2 separate regions of the Homo sapiens genome follow, and region 2 is linked to region 1. Evidence: chromatin loops called from intact Hi-C (ENCODE). Cell type or tissue: B cell. All regions are shown on one strand. Links, peaks and the distances in the headings refer to the core of each region. The heading gives the core; the rest is flanking DNA. Region 1 overlaps TNR (tenascin R). Region 2 has its middle 53 kb from the start of LINC01657.

What was found. Hi-C counts contacts between places; a loop is a spot of excess contacts. Peaks named below come from ENCODE experiments on the same cell type or tissue, not always from the same donor. Only the 100,000 strongest peaks of a DNase experiment are listed, where the experiment ranks them.
Region 2: it touches region 1 in a loop (10-fold over the local background); 4 of 110 quality-filtered maps call a loop at or near these places.

The regions. Positions count from the first base shown.
Region 1 is chr1:175,368,883-175,379,694 of GRCh38, reverse strand. It overlaps TNR (tenascin R), which reads left to right. Exons shown (of 23, transcript NM_003285.3): 9 at 1-143. Among named protein-coding and RNA genes, the nearest start is that of KIAA0040, 180 kb to the right of the region's middle. RefSeq lists an enhancer at 5,640-5,789. In B cell, for the core only: CTCF peaks have their summits at 3,340, 5,485 and 5,688 (motif pointing left); a DNase peak (open chromatin) is centred at 5,674.
Region 2 is chr1:175,818,512-175,829,323 of GRCh38, reverse strand. No RefSeq gene overlaps it. Among named protein-coding and RNA genes, the nearest start is that of LINC01657, 53 kb to the left of the region's middle. In B cell, for the core only: a CTCF peak has its summit at 4,901 (motif pointing right); no DNase peak of the experiment used is centred there.

The DNA of each region.
Region 1 (10,812 bases), core at 1,265-9,264:
AACCAGCCTTGACCTCGAGTGGGATAACAGTGAAGCCGAAGTTCAGGAGTACAAGGTTGTGTACAGCACCCTGGCGGGTGAGCAATATCATGAGGTACTGGTCCCCAGGGGCATTGGTCCAACCACCAGGGCCACCCTGACAGGTGAGTAAGACCTATCTCTTGGGGTTATGCTGGTTGCTGAGTCTATACCCTCACAGCTGTCTCCCCAACCTACACATCTTACAAACCCATGGCCAATTCCTATTGATCTCATCTCTTAAGTGCCTAGCACATATGTCTAGTACTATCCATTGTACTGCCATCACCTGTTCTAAGCTACTAACATCTCCTTTTTTTGAGACGGAATCTCTCTGTCACCCAGGCTGGAGTGCAGTGGCACAATTTCAGCTCACTGCAACCTCTGTCTCCCAGGTTCTCATCTATTATCTTAACCATTGCAATAACCCCCTCACATTGTCTCCTGGCCCACTCTTCACACCTCCTCCAGTGACTTTTTTTTTTTTTTTTTTTTTTGAGACGGAGTTTCACTCTTATTGCCCAGGCTGGAGTGCAGTGGTGTGATCTTGGCTCACTGCAACCTCTGCCTCCCGGGTTCAAGCGATTCTCCTGCCTCAGCCTCCCAAGTAGCTAGGATTACAGGCATCTGCCACCACGCCCGGCTAATTTTGTGTTTTTAGTAGAGACAGGGTTTCTCCATGTTGGTCAGGCTGGTCACAAACTCCCGACCTCAGGTGATCCGCCCACCTCGGCTTCTCAAAGTGCTGGGATTACAGGTGTGAGCCACTGCACCTGGCCTTCCAGTGACTTTTTCAAAGTACATTTTTGATTATGCCATTGCACTGTGCAGATATTCCAGGGAATTCCCACTGCTCTTAGGATAAGCCCAGACCCTTAGTGTGGACACCAGGCCCTGCCTGGTTTCCCCTGCCCTCTCCAGGCTCACCTCCCACCCATGTTCCCTGATGTTTTCTGGGCTCCAGGCCCACAAGTCTGCTTCTTTCCATTTCTCAAATACGTTTTCCCTCCTGCTATATAGGACTGGCAAATGCTGTTCCCTCTGCCTGATGGGAACCTCTTCATCTAGCCAATGCAGGCTTCCCTTTCCACTCCCAGGTTACTCCCCACTTTAGGGAGCTTTAGTGGTCAAATTTGATATTGTTCCTGAGAGAGTTCCATTCATTCTGTCCGGCAGCTTCATCTTGCCAGTTTCCATTCACTTCTTAGCACTCCTCAGGTTATCATTTTACATGTGTGGCATGACTATTTGACTGTCAGTCTCCACCCTACACCTAAATCTCTGTGAACATTGCACCATATTTGGTTTTGCTCATCATTGAATCTCAGGGTTCACCATTTCCTGAATGAATGAATGAATGAATGAATGAATGAAGCTGCAGAAGTTCACTATGACTTGGGCATGGATTGCAAGAATTCACTGATAAAATGAGAGCCGAGTCATGCCTTATGCACCCGATGAAAAGTTTAGGTTTATTCTTGAGGGCAACAGAGAGTCATTGAAAGATTTTAAATAAGGTGATGTAATGACTGGATTGTACAGAGAAGGGCAAGGTCAGAGGCAGGAAGACTGGTTAGGAGGCTGCTGCTGGAGTCAAAGGGAGATGATGATGGCATGGACTAAGGCAGTGTCCTCGGTCACCATGATACCTGGCTGGGAAGTGTTCCCTGTCCCCTGGGAATGTGAGACCCAGGCAACACCACTCCTGGGGCCTCTGGCTCACCCATCCAAGAAAACCTCCCTTCCCAAACTCACCAAAGAGTAGAAGACTGGAAATGGGGGTGTGGTTTTCAGATAAAGGAGATGCTGTGCAGAACAGTCATGGACCAGGAGCTGCCAATGTGCTCACAGACAGAGATTTTGTTTAATTTGTGTCTTGGATTCCTGCAAAAGTATTTGCTGTCTTGATAGACAAGGGATACACAGCAAAGAGTGCATACGGTAAACAAGGGCAGTATAATCAAAGCAGTTTTCCTCCCAAGTTGAAATCCCAGACCACCTTGCCAAACACAGCCAGTTAAAGTAAATATAATAAATGCCTTTTCCAGACAGACGCACTCCTAAAGGCACAGCAAGGAGATGAGAAGATATGCTGACCAAGCAGATTAACGGGGGTGAATTAAGCAGAGAAAGGATAGACCAGCTGGCATAGGGCCTCGCAGAGAGCTAGAAACAGTCACAAAAATTAAGCTAAATCCAAAAAAAAAAAAAAAAAAACCCTGAAATGATACAGGAGGGAACTGATTCTAAGCGCAGCCCATCCCTGCCTAGAGCCGCAGGCTAATTTGGTAATTAGCAGTTATATAAAATCGATGGCTAACTGTTCAGATGGAGGATGCGCCATGACATCATGAGAGAGATAGAAAACCCCACGTCCTAGTTATTATTTCCCTCTACCGGGAAAAAAGAAGATCCGACACTCACTGATCATCTCTCTTATTCCAGGAACTCTCATACAGTTATAGCTTCTTTAATCTTCACAACCACCTCATGAGGTGGGTATGGTTAGCATTCCCATTTTACAGATGAGGAAACTGAGGCTTGTGGAGTTTGAAAACCTGCCCAAGTTCACAAGGCTAGCAAGGGGCACAGCTGTGATTCAAAGCCAGTCCTTTCGAGTCCCAGTCAGAAGATTCCCCTTCCACAGCTGCTTCTGCTAAAGAAGTAAAATGTAAGGGACAGTCCAAATTTAAATGCCACAGACCTAGAAGCGATGGGAAAATTATTATTGAGTAGGGGGCTTAAATAGGTTGATTTTTTGTTACAGTCAGATTTAAAACATTTCAAATATATGTGTATATATATATATATATATAATATTACATTTATATATTACACATAATTATCTCAGGGAGTTCACTGCTGAGGAGATTTATGAGGCAAATAGCTTAACATAATTTAAGAAGGGATTATTGGCACATAAGGAAATCAAGTGTATTTGTACTCGCTGAGATGCTAGTTGCAAGGATTGTTGGTTCTCTTGCTGAGGCATCTGGGGGAAGAGAAGGGAGAGCCATGAAAAAGAGAAAGGGACAAAAGGGAGAAGTTTGACTCTGGCTCTAAAACATTGTGCTTTCTCACTCACTCTCCAACTTGGAGCGTAAAAAGTTAAGTTTTTCAGCCTCCAATGCCTGTGTTCAGACACAGTTTGATCTGAATGCTCTGCTCCATGCAACATGCTAAGAGCCTAGACTTTCAACTCTGTACCCAGGCTTGCCACTTGCTGTGTGATTTGGGACAGTTGATTGAATCTTTCTAAACCTCTGTTTCTTCATCTGTTAAAGGGGACTGATACCACTGACCCCACAGTGCCATCATGAGGCATTCATGAGGCAATACATTTAACGAGTTTAAGGTAGTGCTTCTGACAACAAACTACTCAGTAAGTGGATGACAGTGGTGAAGACGAAAGAGATGAGGAGGTCTGTGAGCTACTGGATGGTTTAGGATGTCCTCCTTTAGTCCATGTGGCCTAGTGGTTTAGAACCTTGCCTCTCACAGCGTGGTGCAGCCACCAGCAGCCTGGGCATTACGCCCAGAGATGTTGGAGGCCTCTTCCCCCGAGAACTACCAACCCAGAGCCTGCATTTTAGGACCCCTGCTTCAAGGAAATCTATGAGTGAGAAGCACTCACTTAGAGCACAGCTGTGGAAGTACCCCACTCAGGGGGGAGACCAGCTTCATGAAAAGTGCATCCTTGAGCAAATTTCTTAAATTTCCTGCACTTTAGTTCTCTCATCTAAAAGACATCCTATCTACCTCATTGGGTTGTAGCGAGAATTAAATGAAATCATACATATATCCCTATTCAAGAACTTAGGATGGAGCCTGGCACACAGTAAGCACTCAATACCCATTCAATTTTTTATTGGTATTAATCCTCACAAAGCTCAGACCTGAAGCCGTGGCAGCCTGGCCTTTGCTGGGCACAAGGTCAGGCCCCCTTTACTCTCACTGTTGACTCAACACTTAAAGCTCTATGGCACCTGTATTTGCCATTCCCTGCAGAAGCCGTTGTCTCTGAGGCCACCATTTTCCTCTTTGTTGTGGAATCCAGGCCCTTCCTGACTCTCCTGGTCTCTGAGACATTCCCAGAGCTGGCTGGCAGCAAGTACCCCCTCTTGACCTCCCTCTTTACAAATGTTGCCCTCTGCCACACAGAGTCCAGGCTGGTGCCCAAAATTCAAACACTCCCCCCCCATTATTCTCTGTAGGCAATGTCCAGAGAATTCCTTCTGGGATATGAATTTGTTTCTGAACAACAGACTCAATGTCTGCAATGACTTTTTCTCTCTGCTCTAGTGGCTTCTGTGTCCTTAATAAGTCTGTTTTAGTCTCAGTCACTTAGCCTGTATGATGTCTGTTTGGCCTGTGCACCATACCTATAGTCCCAAAGGGGTCCTTGAGTGTTACACATCTTACCAGCCAGATTAGAACCTGGCACCATGTAACAGGGTACAATACCATTCTGCTTTCTGGGCAGCAACAAAAAAAAAAAACAACAAATCATTTAGAAAACTCCAAGTGGAAGGAGGGAGGGAAAGAGAGAGAGAAGGGAGGGAGAAGATTTTTAGTTGCTGATTGCAATTTAGCGAAAAAAATCAACTTCCCTGACTGGGACTAACGCAAATTATAAACACTACTCTGGCCTTTGTGTCCAAGGTGACTGCTCTAATCTTTCATCAAAAAGGCATGTGGTTGTGTTTTAGCAGGAGGGGAGGGGGCTTGCCCTAAGCCATCCACTCTCTCTCACCTGGTCTTCCCTCATGAACAGAAGCTTAGGATCCGTAAGGATTCTCATGACCAGGAAACAAGGCAAAAGGAGCCAGGCCCATACGGTCACAGGAGCACCGTGCTCTCACAACCACCCAGGGCCCGTTCATCGCACCCCTTACCCACTCCACAGGGCACCTGCCTTAGGCCTCATGGTGGCATTTGCTAACCTGCTGCCTCTCCCTGCACCAGGACTATCTCTATCTCCAGTTGACAAGCTGAAAAATTGCCAACAGGGCCTAGGAAATCCAGAAGCTTTACAGTTTCTACAGATGTGATACAACATAGGACTGCAAGAAAACAGAGACTTACAGCCAGCCACACATGATGCACTCACACTCACCACATGCACACATGTACACACAAACACACCTACAGACTCTTGCACTTACACTTAAGCACATATGCACACTCACATGCACATACACACATACTCATACACACATGCACACACTCATAGTCATACACACCACACATGCTCATGCCCTCATACGTACACACTACACTTTCACATACCCTCACACGTACACACACTCACACACGCTAGGCTGATGCCTGCAAGTACGTCCTGATCATGCTTTGGGAGTTGCCGCCTTCAAGGTTTCTGGCCCAAATGGGGATCTAGTGGTGAGAAGGTCGGCTCCTCAGGGTACACTGGCAGGCCACGTGCTTGTCTGCAGGGGAAGAAATCTGAGACTCCAGAGGGAGTCCAGCTGGCAAGTCAGCACTGACCACGGCACTCAATGTCCACCTCGCTATGTCTGCACTCCCTGATGGGCCAGTGCACAAACACCAAACCCAGCACCAGACCTTCAACGCCCTGCAGCTCTTCTGAGGAGGAAAGGACCAGGCACAGGGCCTGGGGTCCCGGGCCAGACAGTGCTCAGCCTCCTTTGGGCGAAGTCACAGTGACCCCAAGTGGTCACTTTGGTAAGGCACCCTCTAAACATGGTGTCACCTTCCAGGGGCGGGAAGCTGGGGAGTGGGCTGCAGAGACCCAAGTTGAAGAGGAGGAAAGAAAGGACAAAGGCTTCCACATACCTCTTCCTCACGGAGCTGGGACATACAGGGCCTATTCCTTATTTGTCTTAAAGGCTGGGGATAAGGGGGCTGGGGGAAAAGCCAGGTGGGAATATTTCAGCTGCAGCTTCCACTCCTCAGCAGGGAGTACTTGTTCACAGCAACAACCCAGAATAGGGATGCTCCTATATGACAAGGTTGATGAGCTGTGTTTCTCATTAATTCCACCAGCAATAAGAAAGTTCCATCTGGAAACAGGCCTTAGAAGTATTATTTTTCTTATCAAAAATGGGCTTGTTAGGCCAGTCCCTTCCTTTAAATCAGGATGGAATTGGCTGCTTCTCTTGAAACTTGAACATCATGCACACCCAAAAAAGCAGGGAGATGGCCTCGAAAGCCTGACTCATTCCAGGAATCCTGAAGATGCACCTGTCATTATCCAAAGAGATAAGTGTGGGGAGGCTGACTGCTCAGATCTCCATTTAACTAAAAAGTAGATTGGTGCCTATCTGGTGTGATTTCAGGGGCTCTCCAAAGATATTCTCCACATATCTCCCCCATGAAACCTCTGGTCTCCAAATTCCACTGATGGGAAATTTCTCTATGAGGGACCCTATATTAGTCCCTGGGTTTTCATGAATTATTTTGCCAGAGCTGCCTTTGCATGCCCTGTTTCCTTTGTCTGGGATGCCCTCCCTGCCACCAGATGTCCATGGGTCCTTCAAAACCCAGTCCAGATATCCTCTCTTCGGAGTCTCCCCAACACTCCCCACCACCACCGCTACTGCCACCAGCACCATGCTGCTTCTGTGCATGTTTTCTCACTATACTACATACTGAAAAAAATAAAATCTTTGACCCAAAGACCTAAGAGTCTAGTGAGGAAACCAACATGAAAACTAACAATAATAACATAATCACTATAAAAATCGCAGATTGACTGCAAGTTCCTTGGGGACAGGGTCCTCAGTTTGTCCCTCTCTGTGAAGGTAGGCACCCAGTGCACTAGGGCCAATCACACCCCTAACCTCAGTTTCATAGACTTGAGCTTCACAGACACTTGGGAGATGATCTCAGGGATTTAAAGATGGAAAGGTCCATATTTCCTCATGTCCACTTGATCCCAACCAAGTCTGCAGACCCCAAGTATCTTACTCATGTTTTTGCTAGCAAGAGACAGCAATCTCAGTTCCTTGGGCCTCCTTCTCCCTACCACTTTCCCTGCTAGCGACAGCAGGCATGAAGAATAGGTTCCCAAAACAGGGCTAAGTGAGTCATTCTGCCTTTATCACCACAGTCCTTGCACTGCAGGTGAGAATGTGCTAACTCCTGTTCCTTTCTAGCCCTAATTAATCTATGAATGCTCATTATGCCCCATTCTGGCCACTAGAGAATTCCATATTTCCTTCCCTCTATCTTTCCTTATCTTAGCCAGCTTTAAGTTCCAACTCAAATGCCTTCTCTGGAAAGACTTATCTGACTATTACAGCCCATGCTGATCTTCTCCCTGCTGATCGTGTCCTCTTAGTCCCATGCTGATCTTGTCCTCTTAGTTAGCAGCCTCTGCTTTGGTCCTGCATTAGTCCATTTGCATTACTATAAAGGAATACCTGAGGGTGGGTAATTTATAAAGAAAGGAGGTTTGACTGGCTTACAGTTCTGCAGAGTGTACAGGAAACATGGTGCCAGAATCTGCTTCTGGTGAGGGCCTCGGAAAGCTTACAATCATGCGGGAAGCCGGAGGAGTAGCCCGCGCATCACACAATGAGAGAGGGAGCAAGGGTTGGGGGGAGGTGCCACACACTTTTAAACAACCAGATCTCACGAGAACTCACTCACTATCTGGAGGACAGCTCCAAGCCATTCATGAGGGATCCACCCCCATGACCCAAACACCTCCCACTGGGCCCCACCACCAACATTGGGGATGGCAATTCAATATGAGATTTGGAGGGGACAAGCATCCAAACTATAACAGGTACCAAATCACTCTCGAATTCCAAGTTGCTTACTCCACTCCTTCCTCCTGGCCTGTAAGACTCAGGGATGGGAACCATGCTATCATGAGTCAGAAAATAACAAGAGACTTGGGTTCCAAACCTAGTTGTATCATGTATCAGTTTTGTGACCTTGGCCAAGGAATAGACTTCTTGGAGCCCCTGTTTGCTCATCTGCAATACCCTATCAGTAGTGCTTCAGGGAAATTAAATAACGTGTGAATCTTTAAGAAGCTCAGTAATACTTGCATAACTCTTTACCATCAGACACTCAAAAAGTCTTCATTTTTTACTTCTCTTTTTCTTCCCTCCCCTTCGTCATTATTCTTTTCCATGTAGCTTAGTGCTAGGCATATTATGGGTGCTCACTAAATAATTATTTTACTTTTTTAGCACAGATTCCTTTTCACCCCCAAAAGGCAAGGCTAATGTCTTGTTCAGCTCACACCACCTTGTGTCTGACACAAAGGAGGCCCTTAATATTTGTTGAATGTATGACTGTGCTTTAGGGGTTCCAAGAAGAATGGGTGTGAGGTGAAAGAGTTGAGAAAAGCATCAACCTCCAAGTTGAACAAAGAAAGTTCTATAAGGAACAGAGAGTAGTGATTTCCTATGGGATGAATTTTCTGTGCTATTGTTAAGAAAGGGAACAGGGCCATTTATATGTTACCACTTGCAGGAGTTGGATGGAGAGATAAAGGGGGCATTGATAGAGAGCAATGGGGTCTTTAAAAAGTGAGAAATCCCTAGGAGTACTCAGAGTGCTGATATCTAAGTGCACTGGCTATGCCTCGGATACATGTGGTTTTTTTTTTTTTCCAGCAGAACTGTGTCTAACCTGCTGGCAAAGAGCAACAATTCACTTGTAGCATGGAAGAAAGCTGCTGAAAATCAAAGGAAAGCAGCAGGCACAAACCTATAAGCAAGTCCCACTTTTCCATCCTCTAGACAGAAAACCTGGGAAGAGAACACATTAAATTCTGCTCTGCAGTTTTCTGGGAGAAGATGATTCCATTGTAAATTATTGAACATTTCATTTAAGCTTCATAAATAAGAAACTGGGATGAAAATGTTACATGTTAGATCTGTTTGGCAACGTATAATTTCTGTCTTACTCCCTCCATCTGTCACCCTTCATCTATGTTGGAGAATTTCTACTTCATTATAGGCAATTGAAGGTCTTAATCAGTTGCCTGATAAAAGTAGTTTATGTCCCAAAGGTAATCTCATTTCTGCAACCAAGGATGTACCTGGAACTCACTGAACATATTGATGGAGATAAATGTGTGCTTCAAATGGATCAGGGGGTATTGCAATCACCCACTCAATCTAGAGATAGGTACTTGGCCCAGCCAGGGAGAAGGTCCTCACTGCCACCTGGACTCCCTGAATCACTGGTTTCCAACAGAGCCAACAGGCTAAGCCCCAGCAAACCAATAACAAGAAGTCAACAGGTGCACCCAGGACCGGCCTGTACTTGCCTGGGGCGGTTTTTGTAGTTGATGAGACCACTCACCAAAAAAAAAAAAAAAAAAAAAAAAAAAAAAAGTACTCAAAATCCAGGAATAGTTCTCTGTGCAAAGTAATAAAATACTAGCTACTACCGCTAAGATCCAGGCACTGGACTTTAAACACTTTGACTCATATAATCCTCATGATGACCCTCTGATATAGATGCTGTTTTTATTCTCATTCTTCAGAAATTGAGGTTCATAGATGTTAAGTAATCAAAATTACACAGGTAAAAAGTGAAAGAGACCAAATATAGATATGTCAGACGTCAAAGTCTGTCAAACTTCAAAGTTTACCTCCACTGGTGTTGCCACTTTAGAGAAAGAAAGAATTAAGGGTTGGGAAAGAAAGGGAGCTGGTTTAAGAAGAGAAAAAAGAGGGCTGATTCGAATGCCTACCCAGACAGGGCTTCGGGACTGCATTCCTGGGAGAGAAACTGGCCTGGTAAGCTCTGCCATGCTTAAGCAACATTTATTGCATGGACTCCACAAAAGCCTACTGAGGAAGGGGATGAAGAACCCCCTGGCTGCCAGGCAGCATTCCTCTTGACCAAGCCAAGCCATTTGTTAAAGGAATGTTGCTCAAAGTATTTCCGATCAAAATCAGGGATTCCAGAGAAATCACAGCTGCCCTGAGCGGTGGAAGGAAGTAATAGGATGTCCCATTCCTCCTAAAAGCCCTGAACTCTGAGACCAGAATCCGGGGGGGCATCTCTAGCTGGTCACAGACTTACTCCGTGCCACAGTTTCTTTTTATAAAAAGATGATGTACTCTGTTGAATAACAGTCCCCTCAAAATGCATGTCCACCCCAAACCCTTATTTCCAAATAAGGTCTTTAGAGATGCAGTAGAGTTAAGATGAGGTCATACTGGATTAGGGTGGCCCCTAAATTCAATGTGACTGGTGTGTTTATAAGAAGAGGGGAAGACACAGACACACATGTGTCTACAGAGGCAGAGACTGGGGTGACGCAACTACAAGCCAAGGAATGCCAGGGAGTGCTGGCAACCACCAGAACCTAGGTCTCCTAGAGCCTTCAGAGGAAGCATGGTCCTGGCGACACCTTGATTTCGGACTTCCAGACTTCAGAACCGTGGGAGGACACATGTCTGTTTTAAGCCACACTGTGTGTGGTAATTTATAACAGCATCCACAGGAAGCTAATGTAGATGGAGAAAAGACTGCTTATCCCACCTTCCTCCCAAGGTTGTGATGAGACTCTAAAACACAATCCATTTTGAAAAGCACAGATGTTATATAAATACAGAATACCATTCCAATCAGCCATGAGCCCACACAAAGCCCCAAAAAGAGCCTACCGGAAGGACTCAGACTGACCACTGGAGGCCCTCAGGGTGATCACTTGATTTTGTTGGGTTTTTTTGTTTTGTTTTTGTTTACTTGTTTGTTTGTTTTTGTTTTTTTGATACAGAGTCTCACTCTGTCACCCAGGCTGGAGTGCAGTGGCATGATCTTGGCTCACTGCAACCT
Region 2 (10,812 bases), core at 1,198-9,197, 450 kb before region 1:
AGTGTTAAATAAAATGTATAGGAGGCCATTGGTTTGGCCTGAGCTGTTGCACTAGGCCCAATGGACCAAACCAAGATGGAGTCACTCATTCTAAAGTTCCATGCAATCAAGCTAAAACTAAGTTGTTTATATAACCTTCCAAGACATGGGGGGCGGCGGCTGGGGAGAGAGAAAGGAGAGAAAGAGAGAGAATAGCCAAATCTCCAAATAGCCAAACAGGCCAGTTTTAGCCAACATAAGGAAGTCCCCTCTGCTTTAACCTTTACAAGGAAAATAACTGAAATTGCCAGTCTACTTTTTGTTTTTTGTTTCTGCTTTATTCAGCTCTTTTTTTGTCCATAAAGCCAATCTCCTCTGCTCAGCATATTGGAGCACTCATTGTTTTTTACGGAATGAGGTGTTGCCAGACTCTAGAGTTGCCAATAAAAGGCAATTAAGATTTTTAGACTAAATTTGTTGTAATTTTGCCTTTTGACAGAAATCTATTTGCCGGTTCCACAGACCCAGAACGTGTTTTTCAACACTGGCAGCACAAACAGCAGTCTGCCTGGTGGCGTCATGGTCACCCAGAATCACTGCTTCACTTGCTGCCTCCCTTTGCTACAGCAGCCCAGTGTCCTAGCCTTGCTGCTTTTGTGATTCTTTGCAGCAATTCTAGTAGGAACAAGAAACAAACAAAAATAGGCCAGGCACACTGGCTCACGCCTGTAATCCTAGTACTTTGGGAGGCTGAGGTGGGAGGATTTGCTTGAACCCAGGTGTTCAAGACCAACCTGGCCAACATAGCAAAACCCCTGATATGGTTTGGCTGTGTCCCCACCCAAATCTCATCTTGAATTCCCATGTGTTATGGAAGGGACCTGGTGGGAGGTAATTGAATAATGGATGGAGGTCTTTCCTGTGCTGTTCTCATGATAGCAAATAAGTCTCATGAGATCTGATGGTATTATAAAGGGGGAGTTTTCCTACACAAGCTCCTTTTTTTGCCTGCTGCCATCCATGTAAGACATGACTTTGCTCCTCCTTGCCTTCTGCCATGATTGTGAGGCCTCCATAGACATGTAGAACTGTAAATCCAATAAACCTCTTTCTTTTGTAAATTGCCCAGTCTCAGATATGTCTTTATCAGTAGCATGAAAACAGACTAATACAACCCCCATCTCTTACAAAAAAAGCCAGCCCTTCTGTGGTCAGGTTTCTAAGGTAAGGCATCTAAATATTGTTCTTCCAGAGCGGATCTGTTGGGAGGGGTGAGGGCCCAGCTCCTGGGACAGTCAGAGGCCCAGGCTGAGCAAAGGCCATAAAGGAAAGATGACCTCCTGCCAGAATATTTGGAGCTCCCTTTTATTTCAAACCAGAAACCAGTCTCAACGTGACTTTGTGGATAACGAAAAAAAAATCCTGCAAAAATTGTTCTATGTTTTTCTCCCATTTCAGGTTCTTACTTGGTTCACTACTCCACATGGTGTGGTGGTCAGAATTTGCCCTTTACACTTACTTCCCTTTCCTTCTTCCTATTCTTTACTAAAGGAGCATTCAGGGCACACAGAGCATTGAAAAATAAGCACTGACTACTATGGCTTTAGTGCCTGAAGGGATGCAAGACCTGGACCAACCTTAGAGGTCACTTACACAACCCTCCGGTTTTTTCAAAGGAAAAGAATGAAACTCCAGGAGTTGAGGGGTTGAGGGGTCATGAGACAAGCCTCTCAGATGTTAACAGATCACGGTCACTTCAGTTTTTTTGAGGTCCCTTGTATATTAAAAGAAACAATTTAAAAAATGGGAATCATAAGAATTACGAAATTTTTTGATGTTTACATTTTATAAGTTAAAACTTTTTCCAGAAAAAATGCAATATAGTGCATTTTAATAGTCACAAAATCTGGAAAAATATTAATTCACAGTCATCCTGTGCTATAGACAGTGTTGTATAGTCACAAGGCTCAGGGTTTAAGGTTGGACAATGAATATTGCTTTCCTTTGCTCCTATATCTTTGGGACTGTCTGATAGATCTTATTTGGGGATAAAGTTAAAAGTCTAATCTGAGACCTTGGTGAATGTAGAGGCCAGCTGGCTCTCCTGCCCTTCTTGTCTCTTCTGAGCTCTTCCAGAAACCAACTGTGTGATCTTGGCCACTCATACTTTCATCAGGGTAGAAAATCTAACTTAGTGTCTTTGGCTATCTTTGATTTACTCTCTTGCTAAAGGTCTAATTGTTTAAAACACATAAAAAATCAAAACTGTGATTTCATGGTGGAACCATCAGTGAATTAAATTTTGGGGCAGAGCAAAGATCTTGTTCAGAGCAACCTGTTGGTGTTATGGTGGCCACTTTTAAGATGGTCCCCAGTAATATTCACTTCTCCATATATTGAATGCATCCTACAGTGAACGCAGCTGACCTTGTGACCAAAAGGATATTGTGAAAATGAGGAAGTGTGACTTCAAGGCTACATCAGAAAAGACTTTGTGGCTTCTGACTTTGTGTAGAGGAGAAAAAGTAATATCTCTTTTCTCACCCATCATAAGGCTCATGACTGAGGCACCGGTATTAAAAAAACAGATTAATGATAGAAAAGCATACAAAATTATGTATTCACTTTTATTTATTTATTTACTTATTGAGACAGAGTCTCACTTTGTTACTCAGGTTGAAGTGCAGTGGTATGATCTCGGCTCACTGCAACCATTGCCTCCTGGGTTCAAGTGATTCTCATGCCTCAGCCTCCCGAGTCGTTAGGACTTACAGGCGCATGCCACCATGCCTGGATCTTTTTTTTTAAATTTTTTGTAGAGATGGAGTTTTGCCATGTTGGCTAGGCTGGTCTGAAATTCCTGGCCTCAAGATATCCACCCACCTTGGCCTCCCAAAGTGCTAGGATTACAGGCATGAGCCACTGCGCCCAGCCTATTTATTCTTATTGATACATATTGGATATACATATTTTCGGGGCACATGTGATAATTTGATACACTCATGTAATTAAATCAGGTAATTGGAATATTCATCAACCTAAATATTCATCTTTTCTATATGCTAAGAACATTCAAATTATTCTCTTCCAGCTATTTTGAAATATACAATAGATTAATGTTAACTATAGTCACCCTACTGATCTACTGAATATTAGGTCTTATTTCTTCTAAGTGTATATTTGTACCCCTTAATCAATCTTTCTTCATTGCCCTCTACCCTCACCTTTTGATTTATTTAACATAAGTTGTCTTTTTTTTTTTTAAATTAATGTGACATGGGAGCCTTCAGAAATGAAGTCCAAAGAAACAGGTAAACTTGTGCATTTTTACACCAAGTTTGATGAAATGGAGAACTGTGGAGAATTATGATTGGAGAACAAAAGGGTGATCTACTAGTGATCAACTGGGAGGAACTTAGCAAGACCGGTTTGTTCAGATTCTTCTTGGCATTTCTGTGTCTTTGAAGATAAGTATGTTCCTTTCCTCTGGTTGTAGGGAGGGTATCTCTGGAATAAGGGTCTTATGACCTACTTCAGAAAGGAAGGTCAGATAATTCTTTCATGACCAGCTTCAGGGGAGAAGGTCAAAGGGGAAAGTCAAAGAGATCTTCCTGCTTCTGCTATTTTCTCAAATGGTAAGGTGCCATACTTGAAGGTAGTGTGTCCTGAACCCCATCACTTACTATCTCTTGGATCACTCTGAGTGAAGCCAGCCCCCATGGTCTGAGGACACTCAAGTAGTCCCTGGAGAGTTCCAAATAGGAAGGACCTATAACTCCTACCAACAGCTGGTAGCCGTGTGAGTAAACCATCTTGGAATGGATCCTCAATCTCCTTCAAGCCTCCCAGTGACTGCCTGCAGCTCTGGCTGGCAGCTTGACTGGAACTTCAGGAGGTACCCTGAGCTAGAACCATCCAGCTAAGCCACTTTCAGAGTCCTGACACTTAGAAACTGTGGGCAATAATAAATGTTTACTGTTCTTGGGAGCTGCTAAGTTAAGGAGTATCTGATATGCAGTAATAAATGACTAATATTGTCATTTTACATAGCATACATAAAAATGGCTAACCTGGTCTCTCAGGTTACTGCCTATAGCTATTCATCAACTTCTCCTCACCTGGCCATGTGTCTAAAATTCTTGCACTTGAAGCTCATTCCTTTCTGAACATCAATTTTCAGTATCATCATCTTGAAAGTCAAACTCCCCTGTATGTGCTTTATCTCAACCCTTAAGCTGCAATGAGTTAACCTCTAAATGGACATTAGTTCATAGCCGGTTGATAGGAGAGTATAACTGGGAGATAGGACTTGTGGTTAAGAGATGGGAACAAACTTTGGCTGTTGATTAGAAAATAACCGAGTGTAGATTTAGAGTCAGGAAATCCAGATAGACTTCTTGTTTCACCTATGAGCCTGTGATTATGTGCAAGCCATGTAACTTCATGAATTTTAGTTTCCTCATCTGTACGATGAGAATAATGAAAGTATCTAACTCACAGTCACCCCCACCACCCCTGCCCCCCATATACACTCTCCTTCATCCCCAGTCCCAGTGAGGATAAACAATGATAAGACACATGAAAATACTTTATACACCAAGAAGGTTCACACAAAAGTTATCTTACTTAGCAAAAAAGTCAGTCTCCTAGGGTGGAGATAGGTGGGCTCTGCCCCCATTTATTAAGTACTTTTTCTGTGGCATTCATTATTAAGAGCAGGAACATAAAAATGAATAAGTTTCCTATCCTCAAGGGGTTCACCATACTGACAGTGATAAATAAGACAAGAGGCTATTACTTTAAATGTAAAAAGTGCTAAGCACACAATAATTGATTCATTTCTTCATCAAATATTTATAGAGTGCATTGCCCCACAGGTAAATGTGCTGGGTGCTACTGATACATGAACAGTTGATTAGCAAGCCCATTGAGACAGCTGCCAGCAGGAGGCGTCACTGAGCTGAGTCATAAAGTTTGGGTAGGAGACAGTTCAGTGAAGTTTAAGGCTAAGGGTACCACAGGCAGGATGAATAAGGGCATGGAGGCGAGCACCAGCATGGTGACATAGGGCAACTTCCCTCAATTCAGTGATGATCAACACCCTTGAGAAAAACTCTCCCGAAGATAACTGGAGAGGATAGGGGCCTGGCTGACCCAGAGCCCTGTTTAGCTGGTTTACATCAGGTCAGTGGCATGCCTGATGTTCTCATTGGGAATGCCTGTCAACTCCCAGTTACCCATCAGTGTGACCTCAGCCCCAGGCCTCTTGACCTTGCATGCTCATGGGCCCTTTTGCACTATGAATAACTTAGAGAATACCAACTAACTTAAATATTAGACTAACTGATAATTAAGTTAATTAAGCTAATAATTAGGAGGATGGATTTATTGTGCAAGAAGTCATCCAGTGTATGCCTAGGCCAATTAAAATTAAAATTAAAATTAATTGCTGTTTGGGGTTCCCTGTATCTCTGACCCTGCTATTGGCTCAGACCATCCATCCTTGACTGTGCCCATTAAGGAAGCCCCTTTTCCTTCATGCTCATGTGTGCTGCTCAGGGCTTACAGCTGCTGAGATGGTAAAGTGAGAATAGGTGTCCTTTGGGGTCACAAGCCTATTATCTGATGCAAAGAAGTGTCTCATTGCCTTCAAATGAGCAAAATAAAAGATCAGCTGATTTTATTTCCTCATCAAGATGGATGATTTCCAAGTGTTGAAACTGAACTTGATGATTAAAACTCATTTCCTTGCAAAACCCAGCCCTGGAGGTGTCATCTTCCTTGGCTACTATACCCAGCCCTTGGTGACATGTGACTTGAGCTCAATGTGAATGGGCATTTAATTTGATATCCAGGATAATGTATCCCCACAAAGTACAGAATCCCCTAAATAAATAAAATGGGCTTATTATTCACTGGGTAGAGTTATCCAGACACCCTTGGATACAAGATGGAGCAGAAACCAGACAAATAAACGGATATTAGCAGTCTGACACTTTTGCCCAAATAAGACTCACTTTTTTGAAGGATCAATCTTCTGGGCAAGGACCCTGAGGATTTTGTGTCACTCCTGCTGATCTTTTACACACAGATTTCTTCCAGTTATGGTTCTGACTGACCTGCTGTGCTCCAAGTAAGTTCTTCTTTGGACAACAAAAGGAATATGAATCTTCATGCTGATGGGGGGAGTAGATGTTAGCTTGTCTCTTTGGGTTGGTCCATTTCAGAACAGCTAAGGTCCTTGTTGTAAACTGCATATGGGACTTGCCTTAGCCCAGCTCTGGGTCTCTGTCTGAGGCCCAGATCAGCTTGTCCTACTTTCCTCTTTCTTCACTAGAGGTCCAGGAACTCAGCTGCCCAAAACCAGCCCTGGGGGTCTTGACCCCAGGGCAAACACTCTTGCCCTGGTGGTCTTCCTGTCCCTGGAATTCCCTGTGAAAAGCAGTGCTGCCATCTCAGTTTCCTCCCTCCTTTTTGCTCCCAGAATGACAATTTCCCAGGGCCCCTTTGGTTTCAGTCATTTGCTGCAAATCCTGAACTTCAGCCCTCAGGTTTTATTCCAAGGGCATGACTCACCAACCCCAAGACATTTGGCTTTCAAACTGCTAAATGATTCACGCAGAATAAGAAGCCCCATAGCATATGTAGTTGAGATTTGTGCCTCTGCAAAATTACACATCTTCACTTGACGGGTCTTTAGGGCTGTTGGTGAATGGTGCAGGTGATAATGTTGGTTTCTTAGATATCAAGGGTCTGTTGAATCAGAGTTGGGCCACAGGATATAGATAGGAAATAAGGATTTGGTGGGGAATGTCTGCCAGTATTATTTCTCTATGTAGAGGATAACAAGCATGACCAGATATCAGCCCTAAGAACTTTCCCCTCTGCATCCTCTGCCCTTGCAGTGATGCCCTCACCTCTTGGGCAGCCAGCAGTGCTTCAAGCCCCCTTGCTTTTGTATCCAAGTCTTCCATTACACTTCATGGCATGAGGCACCTACTTGTCAGGTGGCTATTTTGATTTATGGAGACTTTGTATGTGGATTTAGTGTAACTTAACTGGGAGAACCAATTGCTGGTGTGTAGGAAAAAGAAGGAAATGTTAGTTACCAGTTGGGAGATCCTTGTATGGAAACTGAACACGTGAGACCAAATACAGGGGGATAAGGCAAAAGGCTGTAGTAAAGCCATGTGAGAGACAGTGAAGGCTTGAAATAGGGCAGCAGTAGTGGGGGTTGAGAGGAGGAAATAGTTAGGAGAGAAGCTTAGTGAAGTCATCAGAACCTGGACAAGGTATTTGAAGATTTCATGGTCTCTGGCTGAGGCAGTTGAGTACAGTGGTGTCTTTTTAGCTAATGGAGATCTAAGAAGGATGAGGTGTGGTTGGGGGAGTATTAAGAAGTCTCTAGGTGTGGTGAAACTGGAAGTTAAAGGGGTTCTGATTAATAGTCTTTTTAATTTTTGCATATATGTTTTATCTGGCCATTTTACTGGACTTCTTTCTGATGAGATTAATGCATTCAGTTTTGGATATGTTTGAGTATCTTCGTCTGCACTTGAGAATTAGAAACCTGGGCTGGGAATAATGCTTGGGAGCTACCCATGAATAGAAGTGGTTAAAGGCCTGCATTTGAACAAGATCACTTAGGAGGAGTGTGAGTCCTGAAATGAGAAGTGAAAAGACTGAAGAAGGGATCCTGGGAGAGGAGAATGAGCAACTGAAAAAAAAGCAGTACAGGAAAAAAAAAAAAAAAAAAAAAGGAAAAACCATGGTGTCCTGGAAGATAAGGGAAGGGAAGTTTTAAGGAGCCAAAGGCTGAGTGTTAAATGGTGGGAGAAAAATTAAGGTCAAAGTGAAAAAATTTCCTTTGTATTTGATGTTTGGGAAATTGGGGAGATCATCAAAAGTAGTTTCAGGACATAGAAGAGAAGTAGAAATATATTAGGTTGGCTGAGAATAGCCAAGACAATCTTGGATAAGAAAAATAAATATTTTCAATAAATGACCCTGGGTCAATTGGATAACCAAGTAAACATTAATTCTGGATTCTCTGTACACCAATTTAAAAAATCAATTACAGATATATAGTAGGGAAAACGACAAGGCTTTTTGAAGACAATGGCGCATCATATTTTCATGATCTTGGTGTAGGCAGATATTTCTTAAAGAGAGCACAAAAATGACTAAATTTAAATAAGAGAAATACATTCAATTACATTAAAATCAAAAGCCTCTCTTTATCAAAGGATATTCTTAACAGAGTGAAAAGGCAAGCCATAGAGTAAAAGAAAATATTAATCATACTCATGTCCAATAAAGAACTCAGCTCTAGTATATATACGTCATTAAGAAAAACACAGAGAGCTCAATAAAAAATGTAAGCAAATACCTTGTGAAGACAAGACACCCTACAAAAGGGGATAGCCAAATAGCTCAGTATACATGAATAGGTGCTTAACATTAATTAGTCATCAAGGGATTGCGTATTAAAGCCATAATGAGTATTTATCACTATACATACACTAAAATGGCTAAAATTAAAAACACTAAAAATACCAAGTATTGGCAATGATGTGGAGGAAATGAAATTCTCTTACCCTTCTGGTGTAAGTGTTTTTTTTGTTGTTGTTGTTTTGAGACAGAGTTTTGCTCTGTCGCCTAGGCTGCAGTGCAGTGGCGCAATCTCGGCTCACTGCAACATTCACCTCCTGGGTTTAAGCGATTCTCATGCCACAGCCTGGCTAATTTTTGTATTTTTAGTAGAAACAGGATTTCATCATGCTGGCCAGGCTGGTCTTGAACTCCTGGTCTCAAGTGATCCACCCACCTCAGCCTCCCAAAATGCTGGGGTTATAGGTGTGAGCCTCTGCACCCTGCCAGAAGTGTACTTAATACAACAATTTTGGAAAACTGCTTGCAGTATATCCTAAAGTTGAACGGTGAAAGAAGTAAGGTTGAATGTGGATACAAATAAGTTTGCAGCTGGGTGGGACTGGAAGTTAAAAGGGTTCTGATTAATGATCTTTTCATTTTTGCATATTAGTTTTGTCTGATCAATTTACTGGATTTTTTTTAATAACTCGAAAAGTTTTTCAGTTAACTCTTTTGGGTTTTCTGGATAAAGACTCATATTATCTACAGATAAGTAAAACCTAGTATTCTACTAGCCAGTATTTATACTCTTAATTCTTTTTCTTGCCTTACTGCATTGGCAAGGATGTGAAAATAATCTTGCACTGAAGCATTATTAATGAGTATTTTATGTGACACCTCATACCTGGAATCCCAGTACTTTGGGAGGCCAAGGTGGGGGGATAACGTGAGCCTCAGAATTAAAGACCAGCCTGGGCAATGTAGTGGGACCCTGTCTCTACAAAAAATTATTTAAAAAAATAAAAAATAATTTTAAAAATGAGCATTTTATTTTTTTCTTGACTTGAGCGGGAAAGCTTAATTAATTTCCTTTATTTTATCCCCTGATGCCCATCATTTTTATATTTCTCTGGGGTACCAATGAAAAGTTTACATTTTTTAAAAAAGAGCTTTCTTTTTCCTCCTGCTGAATTTGTGGCTTCCTTAATTTTGTGGGCTTTGTTGCCAATCTTTCCCTTTTTAACTTTCAGAAAATTCTTCTGGTTGTGGAGTGCTAGTTGGCTCCTCTCTTGATTTTCCAACAGTGCTATGGATTTGTTTTTAAGTTTGTTGTGTGTGTGTGTGATTTTAGTGATTATGGAAGAGAGGCAATGTTGTGTGTTTAGTCTGTTAATGTTTATTGAGCACTTAGTACATGCTAGCTCCTTTTCTATAAGCTCTATACCCATCAAATCATTAACTGAACTTATGAGAAAGGTGTCATTATCACATTCTTTTGTAGATGAGGTAACCAAGGCCCAAGACAGGCTAATTAACTCACCCAAGGTAATGAAGCTACTACATGATAGAGATAGGATTCAAACCCAGGAAGACTGGCCAAGAAGAGTACATGATTTTACCCACTACACATACCTCCTTTCTGATCACAATGCCTAGTCTAGGTGCACTTTGAGGAAGGCTGGGGTAGAGGACTTGAAGCATGTTAAATGTTTGGAATAACTGTTATAACAGGAGAAAGAGAAAGCTCTTTGGGGATAAGGGAAGAGATTGCCATCCCACTGAGAATGCAGGTGAGGCTGGAGAGCAGGTGTTAGTTGTTTAACTTAGCCTTCCAATTCAGAGACCTCAAGGCTGATCATATTTCTAGAAGGCGGGTGAGGCACAGTCTCCCTAGCTGCTCTCTACTTTGCAGTCCCTTAAAATAGACCTACAGATCTTGCTTTGAGAGTTCTATTTTTGTTTTGTTTTTATTCCCAATATTTAAGAAAGGGCAAGGAAAAGAGAGTTGGAGGTTTGTTTTGTTTTAATAACAAACTTGTGAGGATTAAAAAGATTCTGGAACCTTACAGCATTCTTATAGAAAATTCTTCTGTTTCTGACTCTTTTCCTCTTTTAGTAGCTGGAAGCCCTGATTGCTCTCTGTTTTTAGTTCTTATTTAATTCCTAAGGGTAGAACTTATGAAAACTTCTCTCTCTCTCAGTCTGCTGGCTTCCTTAAGCTAGCAATTTAAAAATGTCAGGAGCATAATTTTTTCTTCCAGGCAAAATTAAAATTTTTCTTTTCTTTTAGAGACAGGGTCTCACTCTATCACTCAGGCTGGAGTGCAGTGGCACACTCAGCTCACTGCAGCCTCTAGCTCCTGGGCTCAATCAATCCTCTCATCTCAGCCTCCTGAGAAGCTGGGACTACCACACTTGGCTAATTAAAAAAAATTTTTTTAGAGACAAGGTCTCACTGTG